2 separate regions of the Homo sapiens genome follow, and region 1 is linked to region 2. Evidence: chromatin loops called from intact Hi-C (ENCODE). Cell type or tissue: dorsolateral prefrontal cortex. All regions are shown on one strand. Each heading gives the region's core, and the rest is flanking DNA. Links, peaks and the distances in the headings are about the cores only.

Region 1 (2,902 bases), core at 255-2,754, 48 kb before region 2:
GGAGGTTTGGTTCTGCTGAGAGCGTCAGGAAAAGCCACTGAGGGTGGCCAGATTTGAGCTGGACCTTGATGAATGCATAGGAGTCTCCCTAGCAGATAAAGGGGAGGAGTTGCATAGCAAAGGTGGTGGGGGGAGCGTGCAAGGGGTCCTGCGTGGTGACCCGGGGGGCGGGCGAGGGGTAGACAGGTGCAGTGGGAATACTGACCTAGAGCAGGATTGGAATATGTACTGGGGCTTTGCCAGGGCAGGCTTCGGAACAGGAGAGGAACTTGCTCAGGTTTACAGTGGGTGGCAGCCCCCAAGGGAAGCCATGGACGATCTACCGGCATGGGCAGGACCCAGCTTGGTCAGGGTGTCCTTCACGCGGCCTCTAACCAGCGATTCCTCATTGGGTGTACAGGCTTAAGGGCTCTGCAAATGTTGGGGTTGTTTCTGTGTGCGTTTGGGTAGGGTCAGAAAAGAGACTCCGCCCCCAATTTCGAGACACCTTTTTACCCAGGTGGCAGAGACATGGCCGATTTTACAGATAATTGACTGTATCTATATATCTATATCTATTAGTATATAACAAAAACAAAATAGGCGGTCTCATCACAGGTCTTGGGGTCAGGCACTTTCTCTGTGCGAGGCCGTGGGACTGCAAACAGCACAGGGAAAAAAGAAAGCGGGATCCGCTCGGGACGCCTGAGCCTCGATTAAGAGGTGCGGCTCGGGATTTGTGGCCGGGGCGAGAGACCCTCACGCAGAAGTCCCCAAGTGCGCAGGGCTGGAGCTGGAACTTTGGAACGCGGAGGTTAGACCCAAAGGGTGGGCGGAGCCTGCACTCCAGCTAAGGGGGCCCAGCGCCGCACCCCCTCCCCAAAGCCGGAGCCGCCGCCACCGTCCCCGCCCACCGTCCTCCGCCCCGCCCTGGCCCTCCCCGGGTCCTCGGGCCCCGGCCCCCTCCCTCCAGCCTGGCCCCCACGCCTCCCCGCTCGTTGCGCAGCGCCGGCTCCTCCCGCCGGCTGCATTGCAGACGCCGCCGCCGCAGGGCGCGCCGGGGCCGCGCAGGGAGCCCGAGCCCGGGAACGCGGGCCCTCGGCGCGGAGCTTCGGGCGGCCCCGACGGCGCGGGGAGCCAGGCAGGGCGGGCGCGGGGCGGCCCCGCGGGAAGGGGAACGGGAGGCCCGCGCGGGGCTCCGGGGGCCGTCGGCCCGGGCAGCGGGCGCAGCCGTCGGGCTCCGAGCCGTCCCGGCCTCGAGGGAACCGTCGCCGCCCCATTCGCGGGCCGCGCTGAGCCGGGCGGGCGGAGCGGCGGGGACCGCGTCGCGAGGGACCGGGGGCCCGGCTCTCGCGCGGGGACGCCCGGGCCGCGCTCCGCCCGCAACCTCCGGCCGGGCCCCCGCCGTCCAGCGCGGCTCGGGCGCAGTTCCGGCGCAGTCCCCGCGCCGAGCGGCTCCGCGCCCCGCACCAGCCTCTGCCCGGCTCCGGGTGACGTCGCATCCTCCGATTGGACCACGCGGCCTGGGGGGCGGGGTCTGGTCCGGTGAGCTCACCGCCGCGCCCCGCCATTGGTCCGGGCGGCGCACTCGGGCAGTGGCGGGGAGACCGCGGTACCCGGAGCCCCGCGAGTCGTTCCAGCTGCGGCGAGTGGAGCTGAGCGGGCGCGGGGCCGGGCTGGGCCGGGCCGGGCGGGGCCGGGCGGGGCGCGGGAGCCAGTGAGCGGCGGCTCGGCGCAAGCCTGACGAGCAGGAGCCGAGCTCAGCAGGTCCGGGTAGGTGCGCGGCGGCGCGGGGCTAGGCGGAGGGCGCGTGCGGTCGAGGGCGGCGGCCGGCGGGGGCGCGCGCGGGGCGGGGGCGGGGCCGGGGCGTGGGGACACGCGTGCTCGCGGGCCGGGGGCGTGGTGCGCGGCCACGCGTGTTTCTGGCGCGAGTGTGCGGGGCCAGGCCGGGAGGGCGTGCGCGGACCGGGCGTGTTTACGCGCGGCAGGGAGGGGCCACGAGGGTGCGCGCGTTTCTGGCGCGAGTGGGAAGTGTGGGGATCCGGCGGGCCCGGTGTGAGGGGCGTGTTTCTGGGGCGAGAGTGGGGAGTGAGTGTGAGGAGCAAGGGTGAGGGGCTGCAGGGAGGGGTGCGTTTGGCCGAGGAGTGGGTGGGAGACACGCGTGTCCATGCCGCGAGGGTGTGTCGACGCCCGAGCCTGCGTGGGGCCCGGGGCCGTGTGTCTGGAGTGGCCGAGGGCGTGAGGGGCGCGCGTGTTTGTGCGAGGGGCGTGTGCGGCGGGTGTGAGCCACGCGTGTCTGGGTGCGCGCGCGGGCCGGATGAGCTTCTGGAGTGGTGCGAGGACGCGCGCGTGTGTCTGTGTCGGAGCGAGGGCGGGGACGAGCGTGTCGGGCGCGCGCGGGCGGGGCTGGGGCGGCGTCGGGGCGCGCGGGGGCCCGGCCCGGCCGGCGGCGAGTGTGTTGGGGCGCTCGGCTTCTCCTCAACACGGGTTTTTGGGACCCAGTGCCGCCTCCTTCCCGCGGCGGGGCCCGCGGAGCTCCCGGTTTCCCTGGGCAGACAGGTGCGAGGCGAGGTGCGGGCACAGCCCTGCGCTCCTCAGCGGGTGCGGGATCGGGCGACGGGGGACTGTCTCTAACTACAGACCAGGGGAGCGGAGGGACGCTCGATTCACCCGCGTGCACAGGGCAGTCCTGAAAGTGGATGGAAGGCTCGGAGGAACTTCTGAGAGCTTTGCTTCCCTGCAGACTGGCGACCAGAGAGCACTTTCCACGCGCAGATGGGCCAGGATAGATGCTCGGGGTGGCCCTTTTGCATTTTCGGAGCTCTGGTGATTGGGTTTCTAGGTATTGCGCCTCTTTAGAGGTGGCGCTGATGGCGTTCTGGTGTTTGAGACTTTTTCGATCTCTGTAGATTACTGCAGACAT
Region 2 (2,902 bases), core at 135-2,634:
TCTCCACCTCCCACCCAATTATTTTGATATTGCCACCCAATTTTACCTTATATCAGAATTTGGCAGCACCAGTTTCTACTCAGAAAGTTACCACTCAATTATAGTAGTTTAACCCATTTCCTGTTTAGGAAAAAAAAAAAAAAGTACAGCCCGCTGCCAGCACTCATGTAATTTTACATAAACATGCTCTTTGAGGCTGAAGGAAATCTGATTTTCAATGTGAAAATAAAATATGAAAACTATTCTTGGAGTTATTTCTAAACAGAACTTGTTCCTAATCCTAATGTAACTGAAACGTATATGATGCTACATTCCGATTAGAGACAAGGCTATTCTTGACACAAATGGGAAATGAGTGAAATTGTAGAATTACTGCATGTGAGACCTTGGGAGAGTAATTAGGGTTAAGCTGTTCCATTTTAGAGACTGTAATAAAAATGTTGAGCCAAGTAAAATATATTGATCAGTACATTTACAAAATAGCCCAAAGAGTGTATCAACTCCGGTGAATCACCTTGTAAACTAAGAAAGCCTCTCTAATGCCAGAATGCCTTTTGTGGCAAAATGAGCTTATAATGAATTGTGGAAGAATATTTAAGTGACATTTTATTTTCAGTCTTTGTATAGTCTGTCTTGAAGCTGAGAGCGCCTATACACACCCTCCTTTCTCCTCTAGTGATGCCCGGACTCGATACTATGGGAACAGCATACGCACTCATCCCCCTTCAGATTGTATACATCTTTAACATATGCTGTTGGCTTTGCTACACGAACTGCTTAATTCAGAGTCCTCTGTCACTGCTGACCAGTTTTCCATATTGGGCTTTACTGTAACCTTCTTGTGACAATAATATTCTGACTTTTTCAGGAGCAGTTTGCTAACCAAAAAGCAGGATCAAGCTGCTCGAAAAATAATGAGGTTTCTTCGCCGCTGTCGCCACAGGTACACTAGTCCTTGTTTATACATTCTGCTCAGGGAGAATGATGAAGCAACCCTGACCTTCTTAACCCTCACTAACTCCTATGTAAAGCTAATCCCCCTGCAGATAATCAGGGCAGACGTCCCAAATTACAATAGGGCGGTAGAGCTCTTTAACTAGGGATCAGGTTGCTACCCTTGGAGTGCTGGTAACCATGTCAGACGATGCTGTTTGAACAATGGAGATTCATGCCCGTGTTTTTCTGTTTTAATTTGGGTGTGAGGTCAACTTAGTCGGACTAGCTTTTAATTCTAAGTTTCTCTTTAACCTGTGATTGATATGCCACATTGCAGTATGTTCTTTGCTCTAATCCTTTACTATGCTAGCGCGTGTCCAAACAGAAAACAGTTTCTAGTCTCAAGGAAGGGAAAGAAAACCACGAATTCCAAACAAGTTTTCTGATGTAGAATTTCCACCAGATAGCTGGTGCCCTCTGCTGGTCATGTAATCGCCAACATGCTCTATTATTAAACTATCAATTAAAGCCGGTCCGTGATGAGGAACAGGAGAGATCACTGGAATGCAGCTGTTCAGGAAAAGAAAGACATCTGAGACTCTGGGCACATCTTCAATTAGTAGGAAATGGGGTCCTGTGACCCCAGCATTCTGTGGGATGCAGCATCTTCTCATGGAGCTAAGCCAGAGGAATTTCTCTTTGTTCCTCAAATTTGAGATTTCTTTATGAAGACTAGCGTCTCTACTTAGATTTCAGAGGGCTGGTGAAAGTGGTTTGTGTTCTTTATCCAGGTGAATATTCCAGTCTGACGTCTGTAACTGCGGCCATCCGAGCTGGGTGTAGACCACCTTCTGTGTGGTTGGGTTGTTGCTCTGTGTGTCAGGAGCTGTGCAGTTTATAATACCAAACATTAAAGCAGACTCTCTAATGTCTTACTTCCTCTTCCTATTTAATTATACCAAAAGTCCTAGTATTCATATTTAATTGGATTCCTTGGATGTTTCATTTTGCTTTAGTTTTTCTTACTCCTATACCATATGATTGCCGGCTTTGAAAATATCTTGCCTTTAAGACTTAATAGGTTTAATGGGTTATTTGTACTTTTACTTAAATTAACAGAAGAATTTATTTTTGTGACCATAGAAGGAAACATGCACAGCCACTGCATTAACATCATAAAAACTTAAAAAACGGCATTCACTAAGATAGATGGTTTTCCCCAGCTATGATGCCATGCAGAAGCTAATGTTCACTCGCCCTGTGCCTCAGCAACATTTACTTTCCACCATGCAAGGATGGGAGATTTTTCACCATGATAGCTAATGAGTAACATACCAGTGTCAGTACTCTGAAACAGGAAGTCCTGTTAGGAAATGCATCCCCAAAACGGGTATGGCTCTAAGATCATGAAATTAATTCTGCAAGCCTTACCAAAGGCAGCCTCTTTCCTTTATTATTCAATCATACCTTTTACTTAGCAGGGACTTAGGACCAAAGAGAGTAGCTGATTTTCTTTATATGGTGAACAGATCAAGGACTCACCTGGGCCCTTTTCCTTACATTCTCCAATACGTTCATAGTTCCTTCCTCCCTTTTCCTCTTCGACCTGCAAAATGAAAAACCTGAGCAAGATCCTATCCAGCACTGAAACCAATAGACTTTGGCCACTTTGAGCAGAATCACATCTTCTTTCATGACACTGTGGTTAATACTTTCCAGATAGATTTTGTTTTCAAGAAAATTACCTTAACACCACTCTTCTTTAGGCCACTTCAGACAAACCAGAATGTCTGCAAGTTAAGTCGTGCTAGACTTTTTCCTCCTTTCTTCTAGTCTGATCCTCAAACTTTGAATGAATGTGTGGGTAACGTGGGAGCAAAATTGCATAAAGTCCTACACTCATCTCCCTTTTGTTTTTGCCAAAGCTGTGTCCCGTGTTTACTTTGGGAGAGTTAAGAGAATGAGA

Evidence for each region. A loop is a pair of places that touch in the nucleus more often than their neighbours do. Peaks named below come from ENCODE experiments on the same cell type or tissue, not always from the same donor. Only the 100,000 strongest peaks of a DNase experiment are listed, where the experiment ranks them.
Region 1: it touches region 2 in a loop (2.0-fold over the local background); 12 of 110 quality-filtered maps call a loop at or near these places.

The regions. Positions count from the first base shown.
Region 1 is chr1:7,703,143-7,706,044 of GRCh38, forward strand. All of the region lies in intron 11 of CAMTA1 (calmodulin binding transcription activator 1), which reads left to right. It overlaps LOC105376689 (translation initiation factor IF-2), which reads right to left and starts at 1,420. Exons shown (of 5, transcript NR_188653.1): 1 at 206-1,420; 2 at 1-88. RefSeq lists a silencer at 1,341-1,760. In dorsolateral prefrontal cortex, for the core only: no CTCF peak of the experiment used is centred there; DNase peaks (open chromatin) are centred at 830, 1,509, 1,960 and 2,359; H3K4me3 peaks cover 1,864 bases; H3K27ac peaks cover 1,664 bases.
Region 2 is chr1:7,751,591-7,754,492 of GRCh38, forward strand. CAMTA1 (calmodulin binding transcription activator 1) reads left to right here. Exons shown (of 23, transcript NM_015215.4): 21 at 869-943. Among named protein-coding and RNA genes, the nearest start is that of VAMP3, 18 kb to the right of the region's middle. In dorsolateral prefrontal cortex, for the core only: a CTCF peak has its summit at 1,412 (motif pointing left); a DNase peak (open chromatin) is centred at 1,421; H3K4me3 peaks cover 1,043 bases; H3K27ac peaks cover 1,975 bases.